Linked DNA regions of Mus musculus: regions 1 and 3 are each linked to region 2. A link is a contact called in ENCODE Hi-C data. All regions are on one chromosome and are shown on one strand. Each heading gives the region's core, a stretch centred on a gene start or an enhancer-like site at or near the end of the contact. The rest is flanking DNA. Distances are from core to core; before and after follow the strand shown. Region 1 holds the start of A730081D07Rik (RIKEN cDNA A730081D07 gene). Region 2 holds the start of Dek (DEK proto-oncogene (DNA binding)). Region 3 holds the start of Sfxn1 (sideroflexin 1).

Region 1 (4,244 bases), core at 191-2,690, 6.1 Mb after region 2:
AAAAATAAATTTCATACTGTGCTACACTTAACCTCCATGTGTTTCTCTCTTCGCTTGTTCACCATCCCTTCAACCAAGAAGGCCACAACAGCAGGGCTCACACCTCTGGCACCTTTCGCCCTACCCACAGTAGGTGGACGATAAACAGTGAATCTGCATCACTTTCTTCATCCCAGGCCAGCTGTAGTAGTTCTTTTGTGTATAATGTATTTTTATTTTATGTAGATTGGTGTTTTGACTGTATGTATGCCTGTAGGAGGATATTAGATCCCTTCGAACAGGAGTTAACAAACAGTTGTGAGCTGCCGTGTAGGTGCTGGGAACTGAACCAGGACCCTCTGGAAGAACAGCCAGTGCTCTTAACCGCTAAGCCATGTCTCCAGTCCAGCCAGCGCTCTTAACCGCTGAGTCATGTCTCCAGTCCTATAGTAGTTTGTTAATCAGGACAGAAACTCAGTGAAAGGTGAAGTTATTTTTACATTAGAACTTTAAGAACTACAATCATTGTCAGCTTAAATGCACACCTTATTTTTTCATGCCTTAGGAATGCTTTAAGGTTTTTCTTAACCTTTTAAATTATCAGATAATAACTGTATATATTTATGGAGCACAATGGGATATTTGAATGCATACATAGATCAGATATGAAAAAGGCAACCCCTTTTGAGCTGGTTCAAAATACGCTGTAGTAGCTAGTTTAAAATACACAATTAATGCTGTCAACTATAGTTACCTTTCAAGGAAAAAAAAAGCAATCAGTCATTCCTCCCATCAAACTTCATTTCTGCAAGCATTAGCCCTCCTCTCTCCGTCACCTCCCTACGTTGGCCCCAACCACTTCTGGCAGCCATTCATCCACTCCCGACAGAGATGAACATTCCTCGTTACCTACTGTAGACATTTTATCTACTATAGCAAGTAAATATTATTTCAATTCTGAGAAGCCTCTACTCTGTAAAGAGCAGGATCTTTCCACACAAGCTCTGAGCTCACTCTCCTCCTGCCTCAACCTCTCGAGAGCTGGGATTAGCTGCATAAACCTGTCCGTTTTCCAACAAAGTCCGCCATCCAAGACCCATAGAGAACCAGCGATAAATAACAACCTCCACGGTCCTGCCCCGGAAGGACCAGCCCGCCTGTCCCCCGCAGCCCCGGGGCTCGCGCTGCCTCACCTCCTGATGGCCACTCTTCGCGGGCCCGCGCTGTACCGTGAACCCAAACAGGACCTGCTCGTAGCTGCCGGCGACCAGCTCCATTCCGCAGCACTCGTGCCGGGCAAGAGACGCCGGCGTGGAGACCCGATGGCTGCGGAGGCTGGCCCTTCCCTTCCTCAGCCGGCGCGCGAGTTATACGTCACCGCCCGGGGGCACCTTTTAGGCGCCTGCAAATGGCAATAACGGAGGACGCGCTCCGTCCTCCGTTACGTGGGACGTCACGTGACCCTTCTGCGACGAGCTTAAGGAAGGAAGCCGCGGGAGGAGGCTCTCAGAGCAGAGAGAAAGAAAAGTTGTGTCAAGCAGGCAAGTCCTGGGAAGCCGTGGGCTCCGCCGGCCTTGGGAAATGGGAGGGAACTTCTCCCCGGAAGCCCCAACTTCCGGCGCGCCTAAGGAAGGGGCGGGCCCACTTCCGGCTCCGGTGGCCAGCGGTTGTCTAGACAACCCTTGTAGTTCCTGGAGGGTTGCTGTGATTTGGGGATCCGGAATGCATTTCCTCCATTTATGATTTTCTTTTCTTGTTTTGTTTTGTTTTGTTTTGAAGACAGGCTTTCACTGTGTAGCCCTGACAGTCCTGGAACTCACTCTGTAGACCAGGCTGGCCTCGAACTCAGAGCTCCGCCTGCCTCTGCCTCCCGGGTGCTGGGATTAACTATGATTTTCTTATTTGCAGCCAGTCTCACTTCGTCGCCCAGCCTGGCGCCTCCTTGCACCCGTTTTCCTCCTGCAGCTTCCCCATGGCTCGGATCACAAGCAAAGGGTTTTGTTTTCGTGCCGAGAGAGAGCAGATTAGGGTCGGCCCGGGGACGGTCAGGGCTCGCGGGACCCGGAGTTGGCAGTGTCCCCTCGCTGGATTGCGAGCCCGGGCCTGCCAGTCCGTGTCCCGCCTGCAGGCAAGCCGTCCATCTCCTCAGCTTTTCTTGCCTACTGGCTTCTTGTATCTAATCAGACTGGCCATGTGCTGACCTATGGTACAGGAAAAAAGATTTGTCTTGAGGGAGGAGGACAGTGGCTACATCTCTACCCGAGTTAAGGGACAAAGTGCAGGGCTGGAGAGATAGCTAGGCGGTTGAGAGCACTGTCTGCTCTTCCAGAGGTCCTGAGTTCATTTCCCAGCAACCACATGGTGGCTCACAAACATCTGTGATGGGGTCTAGTGCCCTCTTCTGGTGTGTCTGAAGGAAGCAATGGTGGTGTACTCCTATGCATAAAGATAAATAAATAAATCTTTAAGGGGGGGAGGTGCAGAGGTTAATGAAAGCAATAATATCCTTTTTTCCTTTCTCTTTAGGCGGGGTCAGGGATGAGTGCATATGTCAAAGCGGGTGGGTTGGTGCTTATGTCAGATCTTCACACAGGCCTGTGAATTAATGGAGTTCTTAAGTGCTTAGACATTGTTTCCAAACACTTGTTCTCTAAGGCTGCAAATTGTCGACACAGCCTCTTTTGCTTGAGTATAGGGGGAAGTAATTAATTTGACTTTGGGTGTTTTGATGATTTTTCAATTGTGTAAAGGCTCTTCCAGTTTGGGCTATTCCACTTGCAACCCTTGTGTTACTTAATTTATCTCCAGGTATTGCTAAGTTGTCCTGAGCATGTTAATCATTTTCACCAGAGAACCACTAAAGTTGGAACATGTCTCCTTAGCTTGGAACAAAGTGAAAAGTCTCATCTTGTCCATACATGGTGTGTTACAGTTTACATTGGGTCATACTCATTTTAATGCAATAGTAATCATATCAAAAAAAATGGGGGTGGGGGATGAGTAAAACTGCTTCAGAACCCTGTGGTTTATTTACCCTATTGTTCCTGGAAGCGCCTCGCCCCCTTATTACCACCAGGGAAATACCAGCTGCTGTTGGAGAAATATAAGTGCGGGTATTTGTTTTGTTTTGTGTTTTTTGTTTTATGGTTTTGTTTTTGAGACAGTGTTTCTCTGTATAGCCCTGGCTGTCCTGGAACTCACTTTGTAGACCAGGCTGGCCTTGAACTCAAGAAATCCACCTGCCTCTGCCTCCCAAGTGCTGGGATTAAAGGCGTGCACCACCATGCCTGGCAAGTGCAGGTATTTTTAAAATTACAACAGAGGAAGTGTGATTGCTAAAAGTTCTTCATCTCCATTTTGTTAATTTCCCTTATCTTTCTTGGAGAAAGTTACCTAAAGATCTCCCATGCTCCTGGTGGCTTGGTAGAATTAGTATTGTGAAAATGGCTGTCCTACTGCAATTAATCTACATATTATAATCTTCTATTATAATATGAATTTTGATATCATAGTTCAAGAATTTAGAAAATTTAGAATTTAGAAATTTAGAAATTTAGAAATTTAGAATTTAGAATTTAGAAAGAATTTAGAAAAATGCCAAATGAATTCCAAATTCATTTGGAACCAGAAATGAGGGGCTATCACAAATAGCCAAAGCAATCCTGAGAAATAAGAACACAGCAAGGAGAATTATAACACCTGACCTCAAATTATACTTTATTAGTGATAACGACAGCCTGGTACTGGTGTAAAAACAGTCAGACTAAAGGAATGGAGGACCTGGAAATGAAATGGTGAGGAAACGCCCACTTGATTTTTCAAGGGAACCAACAAATATGCTTTGGGGGAAAAAGATAACATTCATTAATCGGTACTAGCAAACTGGAGATCTGCTTGCATAAGAATGAAACTAGATGGGCTGGTGAGATGGCTCAGTGGGTAAGAGCACCCGACTGCTCTTCCAAAGGTCCGGAGTTCAAATCCCAGCAACCACATGGTGGCTCACAACCATCTGTAACAAGATCTGACACCCTCTTCTGGTGTGTCTGAAGACAGCTACAGTGTACTTACATATAATAAATAAATCTTAAAAAGAAAAAGAAAAAAAAGGGTGAAACTAGATTCATTCATACTTTTCACATTGTACAAAAAGCAATTCAAAACAGATCAAAGAATTCACAACAAAAAGTGATGATACATCTGGAAAAAAACAATACTTTTTTTTTTTTAATGTTTTTTTCGAGACAGGGTTTCTCTGTGTAGCC
Region 2 (3,943 bases), core at 240-2,739:
CACTACCACACAATCTATGTATTTTTGCTTAATGTCTCAACTACAGTCTCGTCTTCAAGATGGCAGGCCTGTTATGATGGACAGAGGATTCGGTACTTATAAAGGAACGGATGAGAATGGTATCAAAACAGTGATGGCCTGGAGGTAAGAGAAATACTTGACCAGAGATAAGTGATGGGAAGGACCGAGTTCATTGATGACAATAGGAAGGAGCAGCCCTGGCAGTGGAAGAGTAAATCCTAGATAGTGTGAATGACAGCCATGTGCAGGAACATGAGGGAAGGCATGTGTGACTGACAGGCCAACTGTGTCAGGGAGCCATCAGACAGAGGGTCAGCAGCCAGTTAAGTAGCATCTTACACGTTGTGATATGGAAATTTGGAGGTTATTCCAAGTTATGATGGGACCATCTGAGGCTTATAAGCAGAAGATCAAACTAAATAAAATAGCTTTGGCTGAGGTGTGATTAGTGGGAAAAGGCAGAGAGAGTAGCCCTTGGAAAGGGCTCTGTTGCAACCCAAACTAAAAAACAAAGAAAGGTGAGCAGAATCAGTAGAATGGGAGATGGCTTAAGATCTGAAAGCAAAAATAGCAGGACTTTGCGTATGTTTACAAAAGGGGCACAGAAGAAAATAAAGTCTAACTTTTGTCCCTCAACTTGGAGACTATTATGGCAAATGAAACCAATCATATTTCCACCAGGTTGACTGGATAAAAAAAAGGGAGGGAGGGAGATTATTCTCAGGGTAGGGAAAAAATGAAGACAATCACATAGGAGAGCACGTAAGGAAATGTTGCTTTTAAACTGTGGACTCTAAAAGGTATCAGAGGGCTTGCCTAGAATTCTTGACAGGAGAGTGTGGCTGGACAAATACCGTATCTGCATTATAGGGGAGACCAAGGGGGCTAGAGAAAGGAAGAGGGTGAATCTGTCTAACATTCACCGGTTTGAAACCTATTTATGTCGCTGGTGGTGTGAGCACTTAACGTGGTGGGTCCCTGTCACGGTGCAGCGTACCGGCGACGGGAAGCCTCGCAAGTAGGTCTCATTTGGAAGCCTTCATCTCGAACGACCCCTCGGAAACAAACGTGGTGGCTCCGAATCAACCCCGTCCGCGGGGTGATCGCCGCGTGAAGTCGAGTCGAGAAAGACTTCGGCGGATCCCTCAACTTCGTCACCTCCAGACGCTCCCCGGCTCCGCGGCCCAGGACGGCCGGTCATTTTTCTCCCGGGATCGGGAGGCTGGAAGCTCGCAGGCCCCCTAGCGTCCAACCGTTCAGCGCGGAGGCCCCGGCTCGCGCCCGCCCGCCACCCCGTGCACCCACCCAGCCACCCGCCGGACGCCGCGACCCGGGTCCTCCCGCGGACCGCAGACCCCCCGAGACCCCGCCCGGGCAGCCCGCGAGAGACGCCGCCGCCCCGCCTCCCGCCCGCCCTCCCGCGCGCGCCAACTCCCAGCGCCGCGCGCTGATTGGCCGGCGCCTTCCCGCTCTGCTTCCCGAACCGCCATTTTGAAAATCTTGTTGATTCTGAGGAGCGGGGAGAGAGAGAGCGCGAGAGAGAGCGAGCGCGCGGCGCGAGGACCTCGGCCCCGCGCGACTTCTACACAGCGGCGGCCTTCTCGTGCGCACCCGCGGTGAGGACGGCGGCGGGGAGGCGCCGGGGCAGCGGGGAGGGGACGCGGCCAGAAGCACTGAGGCCCGCCGCGGGGGAGGGGACTCGCAAGGCTCGGCTCGCCTGGGCCACACTGGCCGGGCCCGAGCCGGCCCGGGGCGGCGCAGGCCGGGCGGGAGCGCGCGCGGGCGGCTGAGAGGGCGGTGCGGTTTCCCGCCTCGGGCATCCCCGGGGAGGCGGGCCGAGTGACAGACCCAGGGTAGGCGACTTGGAGGGGAGCTGACGCTGGGCGCTCGGCACGCTCCATGCCCGCGCGAGCGAGAGAACCGAAGCGTGCGGCTTCCTCCCCGCCCGCAGGCCCCCAGCATGTCGGCGGCGGCGGCCCCCGCTGCGGAGGGAGAGGACGCCCCCGTGCCGCCCTCATCCGAGAAGGAACCCGAGATGCCGGGTCCCAGGGAAGAGAGTGAGGAGGAGGAGGAGGATGACGAAGACGATGATGAAGAGGACGAGGAGGAAGAAAAAGGTGGGTGGGCAGGGATACGCATCCCTCACGGGTGGATTTTTTTTTTTCCCACATCAAAAGTTTCCCCTTCCCTCGCTCCTTTTGGGAAACAGTTATCTTGCATTTTAACGCTTAGAGGCGTCAAGTCGGAGTGGTGGATTTCACGCGAATGCTAACAATCAGTGGCAGAGAATCTGGATTTTTTTTTTTTTTTTTGAGTATTTGCCAAGGTTTCGGTGCAAGTGTAGCAAGAGCCTTTTCCCGATGCGCCTTCAGAACACTTCGTCGTTCGTTTAGGGAGTTTGTAAGTCTGAGATCCGCTTTTTGAAGTTACCCCGAGGTTCCGTAACGAAACAACACTGCAAGGCATTCTTGCAAATCCTGGAAATGTTTTCATTTCCATATTCTCGGCTGTGTGTAGCTGCTGATTCCCTCCCCCGCCCCTCCCCCATAAGGGTTCTTGTGGGAGTGCTTTTCTTTGCCGTGAAAGTTGTTGCTGTTGGAGAAAGTAGTTTAAAAATGAGAAAACTGAACTGAAAGTTAGAACGGGAGCCCGCAGCTCTCTCGGTTTTGGGGACTGATTCTGACCCAAGGAGGGTGGTAAGAAGCCTCATTTGAGTAGAGGCAGAGCGGGGCGAAGAAGCATTGTGTCAGTCAGAGTGCATGCATCAGTCTACCCGACAGGCTCAGCTATTGGAAAATCCAAGGCACAGCTTCACAATCTAGCTTAATGGTGCAGATGGCCACAGCTCAGCCAGACTTGGGAGCAGGCCTAAAGGTTAAAGTGCTCTTCCCAAACTGTCATTTCTTTTCTTTTCTTTCTTTTCTTTCTTCTTTTTTTTTTTTATAAATACCATCTAGGTTAAGAGGACAAGGCATACTTATTATTTGAAGTGGTATGTGCTCTAAGACCTTATGGGAGCGTGTCATTTAAGTACAACCTTGGCTTTAATTATAAATCTTAATAAGAATTGTTTAAATTGCTTTTAGATTATTTATAATTGGTGTGTTCTATAAAGTCAATGATGTGGTGTTTTAGAGCATGGTATGATGGCAGTGTGTGCTAAGGCATCCCTCCTCCCTGAGGTACCAGCCATAGATAAGTGTAGTGTAGAACAGTTTATTTGGGGCAGGGGAGGAGAGAGAGCAGCCAGGAACACGTGGAGAGAGAGGGGAAGGGGAGAAAGTGAAAGGGGGCAGAGAGTTAAGAGAGTACAAATAGACCCTTTTATAGCCAGCCAGGCCTACCTGGCTGTTGCTAGGTAACTGTTGGGCGGAGCCTAGAAAGAATGCTAACAATAATGACTGAAAGTTGACTGCACTATCAGTATAACTAAGACTTTAACACTTTTACAGGATTTGTGTGTGTGTGTGTGTGTTTTTGTTTGTTTTTCTTCCTAGTGGGGCAAAGTTGTGATACTAGAGTTCTAGAGGTGGTGAGTTTTCTTGGGCAGAAAGAAAGTGAGACATTCTGTATAAAAGGCCCAAACAGTAGTGTCTGGGGAGGCTGTCATTGAGTGCTTTAGAAGATCCTGGATTTCATTCTAGCTGAATAAGTTGGTTGTGTTTTTAAAAGTGCTATTTGTAGGTTTAGTCCTTCACAGTTTTAATCTGGTTCCTTCTTACTCAGTTTTCTCTTTAGGGACATTCCAGGTAACTGGAACGGCAAGTTTCTATTCTACTTGTCCCAGAATACTTACCTTCAGTATGATGACAGAGAGGTGTGGGGTCAGTGAAATTACTGGTCTGTGAAGTGAGGCGAGAATTGGAAGTGAGTTGGGGGAGATGAGAGGCCGAGCTGTGACTTCGCCTTTCCTCTATAGTGT
Region 3 (4,304 bases), core at 4-2,503, 7.0 Mb before region 2:
CCATTTGTCCTCTAAACAGCTCTCCTTCACACAGCAAGCCTGAGTCCAGCATTCTAAGACCCACAAAGTCCTCTTCTTTACCTCAGTGCTCGCCTCTCTACTCCTGCCTCTGCCTGGAACAAGGACGGAGAGAAAAATCTAGGCAGTGGTTTTCAACCTTCCTAATGCTGTAGCCTTTAATACATGGTTTAGTGATTCCTCCAACTATGAAATTATTTCGTTGCCATTCCATAAACATAATTTTGCTACTGTTATGAATCGTCATGTAAACTTCTGATATGCAACCACAGTTGAGAGCTGCTGACTAGAGGCACCCAAAGTAGGTGCAGCAGATGAGGGATCAGGAGTGTGAGAAAACTATAAAGGGAGAGTCCCGGGTAAAGGCCCAAATTCTGAAATCCAGCAGAACTACGCTTTTCCACGAGGTCTCTCAATCGTCACATCGTCACTGAGGGACAAAGTGGAAACAATATATATACTCGGATTGCCTGGCTCTTCTCCCTGGCCAGCTGTGACACTTTAGGCAAGTTATTCAAGTTTTAATGCCTCAGTTTTCAAATCTGGATTATGGATTTGGCAGCATTGGATGAATACAAAAGTCAGAGATCTAACTCCGGAGGCACAGACCTTAGTGTGGTCATTGTCATTCTGGAGGCGGTTGAACCTGAGATGATCAGCAGGAACACGATGTGGGAGCTGAGGGTGAGGGTCCCACGGTTCTACCTGGGACACTTCGGTCCCTTGAAGAGATTAAGAGCTGGAGGTCGGCCACCAAGTGATCTCCACGCGGACCTCCGGGTCCCAGCTACTAAGAGCCACCTGGTCACCTGGCAATTGCGCGCGCCCATCCTCGTGGAGACAGTCCCCTGGCAGCCATCTTGGCCGCCTGCACCCAGCATGTTTCGTCACGCGGTGGCTAGGGACGCGTGGCACGGTGCGTGATGCTCCCCTTTCACATCTGTTCCACAAGATCAGTTCCACGCTGAGGCCTCCCTAGCCCCAGTCTAGAGCTGCGGACTCACGAGGTCCCGGGCGTACGTAACCCGCCTCAGGCATACCCCAGCGCGCACAGTGGACCCTACTGGGTCCCCTGCAGCCCCCGAGATTGCGCCATCCCGCGCGCCTCCGGCTCCCCGCGCGCGCTCCGCAGCCCCCCGCCACTCACCGCCTACCCGGCCGCCACCCGCGCCGCTCGGTCCCGTTCGGCGCCGCCTCCAGCTGCCGGAAGCGCCGCGGCCCCGCGCGCCGCCCCCAGGAGCGCGGCCACGACGCGCGCTCACGACGCGCGGCCCCGCCCAGAGGTTCCTGCCTCTGCCTCGGTGTCATTCATGGCTTTGGCTGCTGAGCTCCGCAGTCTGCGCACGCCCCATGTGCCCGCGCTTCTGCTTCTGGCCACACTGAGAACTCCTAAGTTCATCTTAGCCGCAGCCCGGGTCAATGCCACTGTTTTTCAATTTGGTTTTTTTTAGAAGACCACCCATCATCATTGTTCCTCCATTCATTTGGGCTAATGCTTCTTTTTTTTTTTTTTTTTTTTTTTCCATTTTTTATTAGGTATTTTTTTTTTTTTTTTTTTTTAAAGATTTATTTATTTACTATATGTAAGTACACTGTAGCTGTCCTCAGATACTCCAGAAGAAGGCATCAGATTTCGTTACAGATGGTTGTGAGCCACCATGTGGTTGCTGGGATTTGAACTCGGGACCTTCGAAAGAGCAGTCGGCGCTCTTAACCACTGAGCCATCTCGCCAGCCCCTAATGCTTCTTAAAATGGGGGAGCTTGGCACAGCCAGCCCTCTAAGAAAAACTAGACAATACAAGTGCCACCTTCAAAAGAGTCACTGGCTGCTGGACAGAGATGGGACCATAGGGGAGGTGCAGACCAGAGGTCATGAGCTTAGTCAGGTTGGACCTGGTTAGACCAGGTTGGACGATGAGGAGAGAAGCATAGAATCTCGGACGCATTCTGAAGGCCAGCACAATACAACAAATAACGAATTGCATTCTCTGCACAGGTAGATAAATCCCCTCCCCCTTTTTTTAAAGACAGAAATTCTACCCCAAATAACCTCTACAAGCAATGAGATTCCGAACTGAATTTGGATTCTGTGTGTGTGCGCTCACACACACGCGCGCCCATTGAGTGTGTCTGTCTGTATCCCAATAAGGTGACTGTAAAACGTATATGAGAAAACAAAGAGCCCAAAACAGCTAAAACACTTTGAAGGAGTAGATTGTCCTACAGTTACAAACACAGAAGAATGGTAAAAAAGAAAGGATGTGTTTGTACCAGAATCAATGAGGAGCTCCATCCAGCCAATCAGACATCCAGGACAGGCTGAAAAAAAAGGTCACCAGAGGGGAACATGGGGGGTGGGAGTGGGGATCAGGCTTCTACCTTTAGGGGCTTCTACTGTGGGAGACTGGCCCAGAAGGCCCTACTAACATTGTAAAGAAAAGCAGTGCTCCTTCTGAGTGTGGATGATGTGACCAAGGCCACACTGATCAAATTAAATACCCATAGGTCTAAAAGAGCTGTTGCCTTGGAGCCTTCTGATCCACTGCTTCAAGCTCCAGCTGCCTTGACTTCCACTGGGTGATGGACTGTGCTTTCCAACTGTGACCTAAGATAAACTCCTCCTTCCCTTGGGTGGCTTTTGTTGGGATGTTTTATCACAGCAACAGAAAAAGAAACCAAGACAGTCCCCACATTAAAAACTGGTCTAAGCCAAGAAGATAGTTTGTCTGTTACTGCTTTGTCCCATTGCACCGTGCTCGTTAAACATGTCCCTTTATACCTAGTACTGTCTTGCGTGAATTCTTTTACTGCCCAACCTCCCCACCATACCTGTGGCTCCTGAATATACTGCATCACAAGGCAGTAGGATACACTGCCTTAGACAACAGAAAACTAACTCAATTGCAAGTGAATTCATAAAACAAACATGGAGAGCAGAGCTTGGAGCAATATTTCTCAGACATTTTCAATGGTATTCATTATACTCAGAACTTCCATATGTCCTTAGTCTGATTCTAAAGCAGACTGAAAAAGGACTGAGAGAGAAAGCAAAGACCCAATGTCCTGACTGGTTTTCTAATCAACTTGACACATGTTAGAGTCATCAGAGAGGAGGAGTCTTAGTTGAGAAAATACCTCTATAAGATCAGGCTGTAAGCAAGCTGGTGGCACGAATTAATTTTTTAATTCGTCATTGATGGGGGAGGGAGGACCCGCCCATTGTGAGTCATGCCACTCATGGGAGTCTGGCCCTAGGTTCTATGAGAAAGCAGGCCGAACAAGACATGAGGATCAACCCAGTAAGCAGCACCCCTGCATGGCTTCTGTCTGCATCAGCTCCTGCCTCCAGGTTCCTGCCCTGTTTGAGTTCCTGTCCTGACTTTCTTAGGTGATGAACAGTGAATGATGAGGAAGTGTAAGCCAAATAAACCTGTTTCTCCCCGACTTGCTTTGGTCATGGTTTCATCACAGCACTAGTAACCCTAACTAAGACAACCAACAAAACACAAAAGGACTCTACAAAGAGCTAGTGTGTGTGTGTGTGTGTGTGTGTGTGTGTGTGTGTGTGTGTGTGTGAGAGAGAGAGAGAGAGAGAGAGAGAGAGAACCCATACATTGTAAACAAGTATTTAAGATAAATATATCAATCCACTGTGAACTTTGCAACAGTAGACTATCTAAGTTAACATCTTTGCAACAGTATTTGTAACTGAGGGCTATGCAAGCCACCAGGTTGGCAACAGAGCAGAAGGCATAGTAGAGACAACTTATCTGTTTTCTGTTGCTACAGTAACCATATATACTAACTTTAAAACCCTAGGTGGTACAACTGTAACAGTGTGTTCTGTCTCCGAGTCAGTGTGCTGGCTGGGTGTTTCTACCTCTTTGGTTGCTCTCTGCTTATCCTTCATCCCTACATGACTGATGGCTGTACTCATCTCTGCATTTGAGGGAGGCCTTAGGTACAACAGTGGGCTGACTTCACTCTGCTCTGGTTTCTTTTTGCCCATGGGCTGTACTGGGCATGTTTGCCTAGCAGGGAAACAGACGGGAAGGAAGATAGCAGAAGCCAAGACTTAGAACAGACATATTCCCATTTCTGCTGCAGTCTGTGGGCCCAAGCAAGTGGCAAAACCATGGGCCATTCAAGAGGAAAAGATCACACCGGTATGGTCAGGAGCCGTCAAGCAACATTGTGCAGGTGAAGACTTGGGTGTCCCCCAAATTCTGTCATATGTGTCTTTGCCCTTTCTCTTGGGAATAGACCCTCTCCCTCCTTCCATTTG

The links. Hi-C counts contacts between places; a loop is a spot of excess contacts on that map.
Region 1: a loop to region 2 is called in a map of T-helper 1 cell, with 8 times the contacts of the local background. The contact joins the promoter of A730081D07Rik here to the promoter of Dek in region 2. A Hi-C loop is called at or near these places in 2 of 37 maps with a recorded cell type or tissue (T-helper 1 cell and regulatory T cell).
Region 3: a map of regulatory T cell shows a loop between it and region 2 (9-fold over the local background). The contact joins the promoter of Sfxn1 here to the promoter of Dek in region 2. A Hi-C loop is called at or near these places in 2 of 37 maps with a recorded cell type or tissue (T-helper 1 cell and regulatory T cell).

The regions. Positions count from the first base shown.
Region 1 is chr13:40,998,342-41,002,585 of GRCm38, reverse strand. A730081D07Rik (RIKEN cDNA A730081D07 gene) reads left to right here and starts at 1,440. Exons shown (of 5, transcript NR_155347.1): 1 at 1,440-1,520. Pak1ip1 (PAK1 interacting protein 1) reads right to left here and starts at 1,576. Exons shown (of 10, transcript NM_026550.3): 1 at 1,173-1,576. The coding sequence starts at 1,256.
Region 2 is chr13:47,103,767-47,107,709 of GRCm38, reverse strand. It overlaps Dek (DEK proto-oncogene (DNA binding)), which reads left to right and starts at 1,489. Exons shown (of 11, transcript NM_025900.2): 1 at 1,489-1,637; 2 at 1,973-2,138. The coding sequence starts at 1,982.
Region 3 is chr13:54,068,794-54,073,097 of GRCm38, reverse strand. Sfxn1 (sideroflexin 1) reads right to left here and starts at 1,253. Exons shown (of 11, transcript NM_027324.5): 1 at 1,166-1,253.